Linked DNA regions of Homo sapiens: region 1 is linked to region 2. A link is a contact called in ENCODE Hi-C or POLR2A ChIA-PET data. All regions are on one chromosome and are shown on one strand. The core of a region is the stretch at or near the end of the contact, and the rest is flanking DNA. Distances in the headings are between cores, read along the strand shown. Region 1 holds the start of TMTC4 (transmembrane O-mannosyltransferase targeting cadherins 4). Region 2 holds the start of TGDS (TDP-glucose 4,6-dehydratase).

Region 1 (5,675 bases), core at 1,108-3,607, 6.1 Mb before region 2:
CAGGGGGTGGGGTGCTGGGGGAGGGATAGCATTAGGAGAAATACCTAATGTAAATGACAACTTGATGGGTGCAGCAAACCAACATGGCACATACATACCTATGTAACAAACCTGCACGTTCTGCACATGTACCCTAGAACTTAAAAGTATAAAAAAAAAAACTGACTAAAATCTCATCTGCTTTTTATTTCCACCTATATATACAACCATATGTGTGTTATAAATGTTTCTGATATAAAGGATGTGTAATAAACAATACACAAGTAAAAGGCAGACACTCTTTATTGTCAGTTCTATCTACTTGACTGATTCTCACAGAAAGCTTTGCTTCTTTTTTGCCAAAGGCTTGTATCTGAATCCATCCAATGCTTGTAACTCAACCATGATGTGACTAGTGAAATTACATACCGATCCACTTTTTGCCAACAAATTTATTGTCCTTAAATCTGATATGTGATCTGTTAAACTACTTCTTACCCTTGTATAAACTCATTAAACTGCAATCTTGTTTCAGCACTAAACACATTTTTAAGTTTAATCTACATTATTAACATCTTCCCCATCACTTTCTGAAGTCTAGAGACAATCAGCAAAACAAATCGATCCCTGATTCATGATTCATAATGTTGGCTAATTTCCATGGTGTAAATACTTCGACCATGGCCCATTACAGTCTACCAACGAGACATCACTGAGTGTGGGCCGGGAAAACGCACGTGCAGTAAGCACATTATGATACGTAATACTGGAAATGGTAGGAAGTGGACAGACTTCAGAGTTATTTAGGAAGTAGAATCTTGGCGATTTGTTAGATGCCGAGGTGAAGGCAGAGTTTGGGAAACACTGGATAGTGGTGTCTTCACTATCACAGGGAGACAGGGAGTTGAAAGCAAGCAGGGAAAGGACGCATTCAGTTTTGGATGGGTTCCATTTGAGGTGCTTGTTACCAGGAGTAGCTGAATAGGAAGCTAGATAAACGGATTTGGAGCTCAGAGGAGCAAAGATTAGAGTTGCAAATTTGGGATATATTGATTTAAATGTTGACAGCAGGTTAAATCATTCAGGGAAAAATTGTGGAGTAAGAGGAAAGGTCTGAGACCTTGAAAACTCTGTTATTTGGTGGTCACCCAGAGTAGACAAGCACGCCAAGACTGGGGACAGACAGGAAAGTGGAGCACCCCCGCCACAGGAAGACGTGTTTTAAGGAGAAAGAAGGAATTTTGCTCAGATCAGTTAACACGAGAAAGGAGAGTGTCCTTTGACTTTAGTGATGTGGATGCTACTTGCGACAATTAAAAAGGCAATTTCACCGAGTGTGAAAACGAACACGTGGAGTTGAGAGACCACAAAACTGGGGGCAGGCGCCTCTTTCACCAACTTCAGCGATGGAAAGTAGAAGAGGGTGGCAGCAAGGGTACGTGGAGTAGAGAATCTTGGAATGATGAAATGCCGAGGATACGGATTCCAGTCCAGAGGGAGCAACGGATCGGATTCTGCGATACTGGAAAAACAGAAGGTGGGGGGGGGGGCTCGGTGATGGAGGGAGCAGGTGTGCAGTTTTGCCGGTGGAAAGTGGAAGTTTCTCTTTTCTCCTGAAGCAGGCGGCAAAGACCTCTGAGAGTGGGAGTGTGGTGGGTGTGCCGGGCCCCTGGATGGGAGTGGAGGTTTGGAACCAAGTGGCCCGAGCCTGCGGTGAGTGGGCCCGCCCTGGGTGGCTCTGGCCGCAGCAGGGTCGATGGGGCGGCATGGTCTCGGCGGGAAGAACACGGCTTCAGTCAGTTCTGTTCTAAGAAGCAGAAGGTGGAGATACGCATGTTTTAAACAACTCCTCCCGGACAGGAAGAAGTGGAGTTCTGGCTGTTCTGCGAGGACGCCGCAGTCCCAGCGTGGAGACCACCGCGCAGGCGAAGCGCGAGACAGGCCAGAAATAGGGTCCCGCGCGCGGACCCCGGAGGAAAAGCGAGGGCTCACTCGGTTTCCCGCAGCCAGCCTCGCCCGACCCAGCTGGGGCCGCCCCTTCCCGCCCCGGCCCCGCCTCCGCCTCAGCTCCGCGCCCACAACCCGGCTTCCTCCTCTCCCGCCGGGTCCGTCTGTCCCTGCGCCTCCTTCGCCGCCGACTAGCGCCCCCTGGCCTGACGTCACCGGCGCGTCCGCCAATGAGCTGAGGAGGGACTTGGCTGTGGCCTGAAAGTGACGGGAGCAGCAGCCAATGGTCGGGCGGAGGGGGCGGGCCGAGACTGGTGCTGGGGGGCGCCCGCGCGCGTGGGGAGCTGCGGGAGGCGCGGCGCGGGGGGGGTCGGGTGCGCGGCGGGCGGCCCCTCCCCCTGCCAGGTCCGGGCGGGTGCCTGGAGCCGCCAGAGTTTCCGCACCCGGGAGGGAGATGCGGCCGGGGCTCAGGCTCCTTGCAGGTAACGCGCGGGGCGGCCCCTGCAGGGCCGAGCGCGCCGCGGGGCGAGCGGAGTTGGACGCGGAGCGGGCGCGGGTTCCCCGCTGCCGCCGTGTCCCGAGCCCCGCACGGCGGCCCGGGCCAGAGCGGCGCTGCTGGAGGAGTTGGTTCCGGGACCTGAGCTGCGGCCCGGGCCGGGGTCACGGGGGACGCGGGCCCCTGTGTGAGCCGCACATGGGACAAAGGGCGCGGCGTGGAGGCTGCGCGCCCCGCCCGCCGCGCTCGGGCCCCTGAGCTTCTCCGCCCGGGCAGAGGTCGCCGCCCCCAGCCCCTGCCTGCACAGCCGCGCCGGCGCTCCCTCGGCCCGGGCGCACCCGGCGCCTGCGGCGCGTCCCCGGAGCGGCCATCTGGCCGCGGGGCCCCGCGCCTGGCCGCCAGCTGGCCGCGGCGCAGGCGATGGCTGGACACAGCCGGGCCGCTTGGCCGCCTGCCCTGGGTTCCGCGGCGGCTCCCCCGCCGCGCCGCGAGCGCCTGCTACTCCACGCTCGGCTGCGGAGCGGAGCGGCGCGAGCGCGGGGCCACCGGCCCGGGCGCCCGGGGCCACCGAGCCGCCGCTTCCCGGCGTGGGCTCGGAGTTTGGGGAAGCCGAGCAGGTGGCGCAGCCACTGCCCACCTCCTGCGAACTCTGCGGGGCTTCTGGTCTTGTTGATGTTGTGGCTATGGGCTGCGTGTGTGTTTTTCTTTTTTTTAAACCACACACAAAAGAAGGGAGGAGTTAGAGGAACGATCTAGCCACTATGAGTCATCCCACACTTCGCTCTTTCCCCGGGAGAGCAAATAAATGCATGGGGAGAATGTCTTGAGAAACAGTTATAGTAGGGACTGACTAGGTCCCCTCCCTGTCCCTTTTCTCTGCAGTCCTGTCTGCGCCGGGCGCGCCCCAGATGGAGTGGGGTAAAATCACGGCCAGTGCACCTAGATAGGGGAAATGGCTACAAGCTAGCAAACTGGAAACTTTCTGGGACAGTGGAACTGTGAATATCAAACCACACACATTCTTGCTATAGGCAGCCATGGCCCTCGTGCGCTACTGAATTATAAAATGGGAAGGCCGTCACAGCAGGACGATACCTTAGCCTTCAGTAGCATGTATTCAGCACTGCACGGAGGAGGGCGGTGGTGGTGGCTCGCGCCCCTGCCTTGAGGGGCCCAGGGTCTGATCAGTCAGGAAACTGCCAGGCCCAGGGATGCAGGGTCACAAACGATTGTGTTCTCTAATCTGATTCCCAGAGGCGCTGTCACCTCTCAGCGTGCATAGGATGGCTGGCTATGTGATTGAATGTTACAGATGAGGTAGAAAGGCTGGGCAGAGGTCAGCAGGCCCCTGGATGCATGGAGGGGAATATTCTTCTGTAGGTGGCTGCTGCTAATTTTTCCAAGGGGAAACATTTAGGTTTGGTCTCGCCATTCTGTTTACCGCAGTCCAGGCTGCCGTGTCAGCTGTCATTGGGCCCTCATGGTTCACAGCTGGATGACATTTGTTTTTCTGGGGTCCCTGTGTGGGGTCTTTTTGGCCTTCTCACTGATGATTAATTTGTTTTAACCTCCTGAAAACAGAGGCTCGATATGAGAAGTTTGAGAAATTGTAGGATAAAGGGACGTCTGCTTTGTTCCAGATTCAGCCCCTGTTGAGGGGCCAGTTGATTCTGTCGCAGGAGTCAGGTAGCGAGCAGAACACTGACTTCATTCCTCCTGGGTTGTGCCCTCTGCTTGGCCTGTAGCAGAGGCCACAGTGGGTCTCTCTTTTTGTTGCTTCATAAGGTGAACTAACGATCCAGCTATGGCAGAGGAGCCAGGGAGCCCAGGCAGGACATCATGTGGAGAAGAGGGACCAGAAAGTTCAACCTAGGGCCCATCTGGAAGAAAACAGAGCATCCTTTCCTATTTCATGTCCTGACTGTAAAAAATGGTGGAGGCCGGGCACGGTGGTTCACACCTGTAATCCCCATGCTTTGGAAGGCTGAGGCAGGAGGATCGCTTGAAGCCAGGAGTTTGATTCCAGCCTGGGCAACATAGTGAGACCCTGTCTCTACAAAAAAATATTTAAAATAGCCAGGCATGGTGGCATATGCCTATAGTCCCAGCTACTTGGGAGGCTGAGGTGGAAGGGTCCCTTGAGCCCAGTAAGGTGAAGCTGTGGTGAGCTATGATCATACCACTATACTCCAGCCTGGGTGGCAGAGTGAAACCCTGTTCAAAAAAAGGGGGGAAGGGATGTAGAGAGGGTGGTCCCCCGTCTCTGCCACCTTGCTCAGACAGGGCTTCTTTTAACTGAGTGCCAGGCCTGGCTCAGGTCATTGAGGAACAGAAGTCGTTTAGTGTTGGAGGAAGGAGAGTTGGGAACAAGGTCACTGTGCATGGTTGTACAGTTTGTGCCAGACACCTGACCAAGGAAGCCATGTGCCCCGGGTCTGCCCAAAAGAAGGGCCCGCCTTTCTCAGTCGCACCAGGTCACCCGATGGGCTACTGCTGGCCCTAGTGCTCAGCCCATCTGCAGGAATAAACACTGGCAACATGGGTGCGCCCGAGACAGGCAGTCAGGGACTGGGAAGCAGCGGCTAATTTCTCCAAAATCTAACAATAATGAGAACTAGTTGTTTGCATACATTTTCTCCTTTAATCCTTACCACCACCTTCTGAAGAAAGTGGTGGTGGTACTGTGTTGTGCCAGTGAGGAAATTGATTCTTAGAAAGACTAAGCAGTTCAAGGTCGTGCAGCCGGCAAGTCCAGGTTTGTCCGTCACCAGAGCCTTTGGTCTCAACCACTGGACTAGACTGATCACTTTGCCTGGCTTTCTAACAAATTGTAGCTTTTTTTTTTTTTTTTTTGCGTTTGCTAGTGAAAGGCATTTTCCAAACTGTTCCACTATGTACGTTAACAGTAAATCCCTTCAAAGAAAAGAGCATTTGTGAGTATTTTCAGTGGCAGCAAAGAAGTGGGAGGCCTTGGAGAAAGGAGAAGGAGCCCCCTGAGATAGAGAAGCAGGGGAGTCACAGCAAGGAGGGGAGAGCCAGCCAGAACTGGGAAATGATGTAGGGGCAGGGGCGTTGGAGGTAGGCCAGGTTTCCTGCTGTCCCTGCAAGAGCAGAGGAGGAGATCATCTGAGATCCACTGAGTCAGCCATCCACTTGACTTCCCAAGAGTCTGGACCTGGCCTCCTACCAGGGCATCTCGTTGATGGTGTGGTCCACAGTCTGCCTTATATATCCTGGGGCTGTGGCTTGGAAC
Region 2 (5,930 bases), core at 2,032-4,531:
ACCCTCCACTGGTAACAAAAGTAGGAGCTCAAAATTATTTCATGAATAAATGTATATAAATTATTTTCATTTAACAACAAGCTTCTATAACATATAAGGAAGTTCTCATAACAGACCTCATCATTTAGAAAAAAAAAATATTGAGGAACCACCTCCTACCATATACACAGCATTTTCAGTATTTCTGGCTGACCAGGAATATGCTGGAAGTATTAATATTTTCGGATTTTTTAAAAAAAAACTGCGGCCGGGCGCGGTGGCTCACGCCTGTAATCCCAGCACTTTGGGAGGCCAAGGCGGGTGGATCATGAGGTCAGGAGATCGAGACCATCCTGGCTAACAAGGTGAAACCCCGTCTCTACTAAAAATACAAAAAATTAGCCGGGCGCGGTGGCGGGCGCCTGTAGTCCCAGCTACTGGGGAGGCTGAGGCAGGAGAATGGCGTGAACCCGGGAAGCGGAGCTTGCAGTGAGCCGAGATTGCGCCACTGCAGTCCGCAGTCCGGCCTGGGCGACAGAGCGAGACTCCGTCTCAAAAAAAAAAAAAAAAAAAAAAAAAAAAACTGCAAGGATTCTTTATTATGCAAGTAATCCATGTGTCTCAGAAAAAAATTCACAGTCAAAAGTATATAAAGTGGGCTGGGCGCAGTGGCTCACGTCTGTAATCCCAGCACTTTGGGAAGTGAGGTGGGTGGATCACCTGAGGTCAGGAGTTCAAGACCAGCCTGGCCAACATGGTGAAAACTCATCTCTACTAAAAATACAAAAACTAGCCAGGTGTGGTAGCATGCGCCTGTAATCCCAGCTACTTGGAGGCTGAGATGGGAGAATCGCTTGAACCTGGGAAGCAGAGGTTGCAGTGAGTCAAGATTGTGGCACTGCACTCCAGGCTGGGCAACAGAGCGAGACTGTCTCAAAAAAACAAAAGTATATAAAGTAAAAATTAAACTCCCCATTTCCTCCTTTCCCTGCCCATATCTCATCCCTAAAGGTAACTTATTTTAAGAGTTTAGGGTCAATCCTTTCAAGTAAGCCACAAATACCACAAATATATGTGGTATTACAAATACCACAAATATATGTGGTATTTGTAAACCAAGGACAGGAATAAAACTGGTCCTGAAGAGAAATCATAACACAGGCCTTGAATGTTAGGCCTTTCCTATCTTTTCTTTCTTCTCAATCAACTTTGTTTTTCTCACTGTGAAGACAGGCTTTCTGGCTCCTCACTTTGAAAGAACATGGCCACCAAAAAGTTCCAGCTTTGTAGGACCTCAGAGTTCAAGTAGAGTAACCAGACTATACTAGCACCTTAGTCGAATTCTAAATCCCAAGAAGAGGCTTCAGTTGGCCTAGAGTCAGCCAGATTTCATTCTGTGGCCTGCCTGGGTCAACTTGGGGAGATCATAAAGGACAGTGGGGGGAGGAGTCTGGTCAGAAAAAAACTGTACGTATCGACTGCAATATATTTTGGTCTTCATTCCATGTTGGTATATTCTTTTTAAAGGCTATATAGCAGTTTACTGCATTTTAAAAGTTAGAAGACATTATACACATTTAGATTATTTCCAGTGTTTCATTATTGCAAGCAATACAGCAATGAACAATTATCTATATTATACATCATGGAATTTGAGGGGGTCATAGAATATGAACATTTGAAATTTTCATATGTTTTACCACTTTGCCTTGTAAAAAGGTTGTGGTATGATTCTTCCACATATACACCTGTACTGGATGTTTCCATTCGTTTTCAGCTTTGCCAAACATTATGGTGGGGAAAAAAAGATATTTATCTATTCGACAATATTTAATGGTCATTTATTCTGTGCCAAGTCTCTAAGGACATGCGATTACAGCAGAAAACAAAACAAAGCCCCTGACCTCATGGAACACTAAACAGAGGGCAGTGACATCAATGTAAATGTTGAGTGCTAGGAAGAAAAATAAAGAAGGATAAGATGATTCGGCAGGGTTGGGCAGAGCTCGCTATTTTAATTGTGGTGGTCAATAGGATGCCATTCAAGCTGAAAACGGAAGTAAGGGTAAAAACTAGGCAGACATCTGGGGAAAGACAATCAAGGTCCCGGGGAAGTAGCATGCCTGGCACATTGAATGAAGAGCAAGGAGGGTGGGGAGGCTGGGGCGGAGTGAGCAAAGGAGAGAATAGAATAAGACATCAGCGTAGGACCTAGGGAATATCTTTATCATGATTGCAAGCCTTCTGCGCTGTCTGTAATAATAATATTATTATTTTTTGAGACGGAGTTTTGCTGTTGTTGCCCAGGCTGGAGTGCGATGGTGCGGTCTCGGCTCACTGCAACCTCTGCCTTCCGGGTTCAAGCAATTCTCCTGCCTCGGCCTCCCAAGTAGCTGGGATTACAGGCGCCCGCCACCACGCCCGGCTAATTTTTGTATTTTTAGTAGAGACAGGGTTTCACCATGTTGGCCAAGCTGGTCTCGAATCCTGACCTCAGGTGATCCGCCCACCTCGGCCTCCCAAAGTCCTGGGATTACAGGCGTAAGCCACGGCGCCCGGCCTGAAATAATATTAACAACAGCAAAAGATCATTTTGCAGGCCAGGCACGGTGCTCACGCCTGTAATCCCAGGACCTTGGGAGGCTGAGGCGGGAGGTTGGCTAGATCCCAGGAGTTCGAGACCAGCCTGGACAACAGGGCGAAACCCATCTCTACCAAAAATTAGGCGGGCGTGGTGGCGCACGACTGTATTCCTAGCTACTCAGGAGGCTGAGGTGGGAGGATTGCTTGAGCCCCATTGGTCGACGCTGCAGTGAGCCGTGATCGCACCACTGCACTCCAGCCTGGGTAACAGAGGGAGACCCTGTCCCCGCCCCACTAAAAAAAAAAATCATTTTTAAATTGCAACCTCCCATCTCCATCTGCAACAACTCCCCGTTCTCAGCTCAACTGATAGGTAACCTCTAGAGATGGCTGTAGTACAAGAATGAAAAAAGGTACTCATTCATAAATCTGATCCATAGTGGTGGCATTTCCGGGAAAAACGTTCCATACCCCTACCATCCGGGCGACCCCAATTGCACCTGGCGGACCAGGCAAGGGCGGAAAGGAGCAGCGCCTGCGCGTGGTGAGCGCGGCCCCGCCCAGCCCGCTAGTGGGCGGGCAGAAACTGGCCACAGAGCAGTCTCCGGAAGCTGCCTCTGGCTGCTCTGTTAACGTGTCCCGCGAGCGAGGCGCGTCGCAAAAGGTCGCGGCGGAACTTCCCTGCGCTTTTCAGACCATACTCTTTACGGTACTAGGCACTGCTGAGCTGGGAGATGTCGGCGGCGTGTTGGGAGGAACCGTGGGGTCTTCCCGGCGGCTTTGCGAAGCGGGTCCTGGTGACCGGCGGTGCTGGTTTCATGTAGGTAATGGCGCCGCTAGCCAAGCAGTGGCTCCCCAGAAACCCCTACCTTTTCCCGCAGCTCTGCTTGCCCTAGGTAATTTGGGTCCAGCTTTGAGGGGTCCTTATTCTGATATGGGGAGGGTCCTAATGCACGACCTGGACCAGCTTTTCTCTCTCTGGCCTGCAAAGAAGTGGTTCCTTTGAAACTGACTTCTTTAAAACGCCTCTTCCAAAGCTGCGTTACTCTCCGCCCTTCTGTGGCCGGAGGTGCTCACCATGTCACTCCTTGAGTGCGTGCAAGTTACCCTAAGCTGCTCACCGACTGCTTCCCACCTCCAGCCTAGAGCACCCACACCCCACGATGGGCCCTGTACATATAGGCACCCCCAAAACGATTTAAGGACTATAATAGGACATCTATGTAATCAGCAAACTTTTACAAATCCACTGTTGACACCCTTTTCTTCCTCAGACCCACATTCGAGCAGCAAGTCCTCTCTACTTCCAAAGTATATCCTTACGGCGACCACTTCTCACCAGTTTCCCGTTTCCACCCTAGCCCATGTTTACTGTCATCTTTTGCCTCGACTGCTGCTGTAGCCTCTTGGTTGGCCATAACTGCGTCCACTCATGTTCCTTTAAAGCCTGTTGCTCACATACAAGTCAGTGTTTCTTAAGTCAATCAGATCATGGTAGAAGCAGGATTTTACTTCAGTGGTTCCTGCCACACTTAAGAATAAAGCCCAAACTCTACCATATCTAGAAAACTCAAGTGCCCAAGCCCTACTTTTGCAACCTGATCTGCTTTTCTGTACCTGCCATGCTTCCCCTCTTAGTTCTTGGAACACACCAAGATACACACTTCTGTCTTGAGGCCTTTGCACTTGCTTCCCCTTTCCTTAGGCTGTTTGCACCACTCAATTCTGGTTTTTATTCAGATAGCACCTCAGAGAGTTCTTACCTGACCACCATATCTAAAATAGCCCCTCTCCCAACTAGCACACTTAACCTCTACCTGAAATTATATTGCGGATTTGTGTCTGCTTGTTTATTGCTTGTATCCCCACTCTAAAATGCAAACTCGGTAAGGACAGAGACTACTGTTCATTCAGCACCTGGAAGAATGCCTGGCCCATTCTATATAAGTCTTTAGTAATTGTGGAATGGATGAATGCAAGAGTAATAAACAGGAAACTCTCCTATCCTCCCCTCAAGGAACTCAGTGGCTAGTGGAAGAAGTGGGAATGTGAGGATTCCTGTTTATGGCCATTTGCACATTAAATCACCCCTTCTAATCCGACAAGTCATTTGGGGGAGAGCATCAGGCTGGCAAGTTTCACTTAATGAGAAAGAGGACTATGGACATGAAAGGGTGATACTTGTGTGAGAGTGCGGGTCCAGGAAGGGTGCGACTTAGAAAGTGCTGTGAAAGGAATGCCGAATACAAACTTCAAGTTCATAATTTGGTCAAGGGCTCCCCTCTCCTGGGAGCCCAACATTTTAAGTATACATGGTAAATCTGGTAGATCATTTCACTGAGATATGCCTGTGATTCCCCTTTAGGGTCCTCTGAAGCCCAGGACCCACTGTGGATATCCAACTCAGAATGGTTTCAGCTGTTATTAGCCTGGGAATCCTGGGTTTAGTCTAGAAGCCTCCTGAGGATTCTGGTTTAACATTACCAAAATCTTATACCAAGAAATAGCAATTGCAGAAGTTACTATTAAATATAGACAACTGACTATACTCATAGTAATTTCATTTTTACATACTTATATCTGCAGTTCCTGAAAAGGCATGCTATAGGCATGTACAGTTGTGCTGACTAGCTCCCATTTATTGTTCCACTTTACTCGATACTTGTACCTGTATGGATGGCATCGTTTGGTTAAACTGACTTTTTTCCCTATACCCAGAACCAGTACATTCTCTCTTCTGCATAGTCTAAATGGAATGTAAAACTTTTGTTTATAGATACTGTTGAGAAGTTTGGTAAAAAGTTTGCATGTGTGTATATTTAGTGTAGTTATGTTTTCTGTTATCTTAGAAAAAATTAAAGTTATCTTTGAGTATTTTCCTAGTACTCAACACCTTAGGAAAATATTCAAGAGTTTAGGGAAGTTAAAGTTTTTCACTAACAAGATATACTTTTTTTCCATAGTGCATCACATATGATTGTCTCTTTAGTGGAAGATTATCCAAACTATATGATCATAAATCTAGACAAGGTGAGTTTTATAAAAATGAGCATCATGCACTGAAATTACATTTCAATTTATGTTTTCTAAAAGTACTAGAATCTTGTCATGCTGATATTTAAATTTTTTATTTAGTCATTTTAGCAATTCAGAGGCTCTGTATAGTAATGTGCTCATGCTGTATTTAATCTTATATAAAAGTTTTTGAAACCTGCATTTCTTATGTTGGTCCACAAAATAAAGTTTTTGTTTTATTTTGTTTTTTTCAGTTGCTACTTTGCAAATGGACTTTTTGGATTTTCATTCAAAAAAACTATAAGAAAAATTCATAAGGCAATTTGGTGATTATAAGCCTTAATTGGATTTTT

The links. Hi-C counts contacts between places; a loop is a spot of excess contacts on that map. ChIA-PET counts read pairs that join two places held with the same protein, here RNA polymerase II (POLR2A). Pooled maps may share reads with other maps.
Region 1: a pooled map shows a loop between it and region 2 (26-fold over the local background). The contact joins the promoter of TMTC4 here to the promoter of TGDS in region 2. A Hi-C loop is called at or near these places in 1 of 168 maps with a recorded cell type or tissue (CD4-positive, alpha-beta T cell) and 10 of 50 pooled maps. POLR2A ChIA-PET finds 5 or more read pairs at or near these places in 1 of 52 experiments (endothelial cell of umbilical vein).

Annotation. Positions count from the first base shown.
Region 1 is chr13:100,671,477-100,677,151 of GRCh38, reverse strand. TMTC4 (transmembrane O-mannosyltransferase targeting cadherins 4) reads left to right here and starts at 2,357. Exons shown (of 19, transcript NM_032813.5): 1 at 2,357-2,408. RefSeq lists enhancers at 1,687-1,766, 3,092-3,981 and silencers at 1,957-2,456, 2,487-2,846, 2,897-2,976.
Region 2 is chr13:94,593,503-94,599,432 of GRCh38, reverse strand. It overlaps TGDS (TDP-glucose 4,6-dehydratase), which reads left to right and starts at 3,281. Exons shown (of 12, transcript NM_014305.4): 1 at 3,281-3,382; 2 at 5,526-5,592. The coding sequence starts at 3,297. RefSeq lists an enhancer at 3,108-3,417.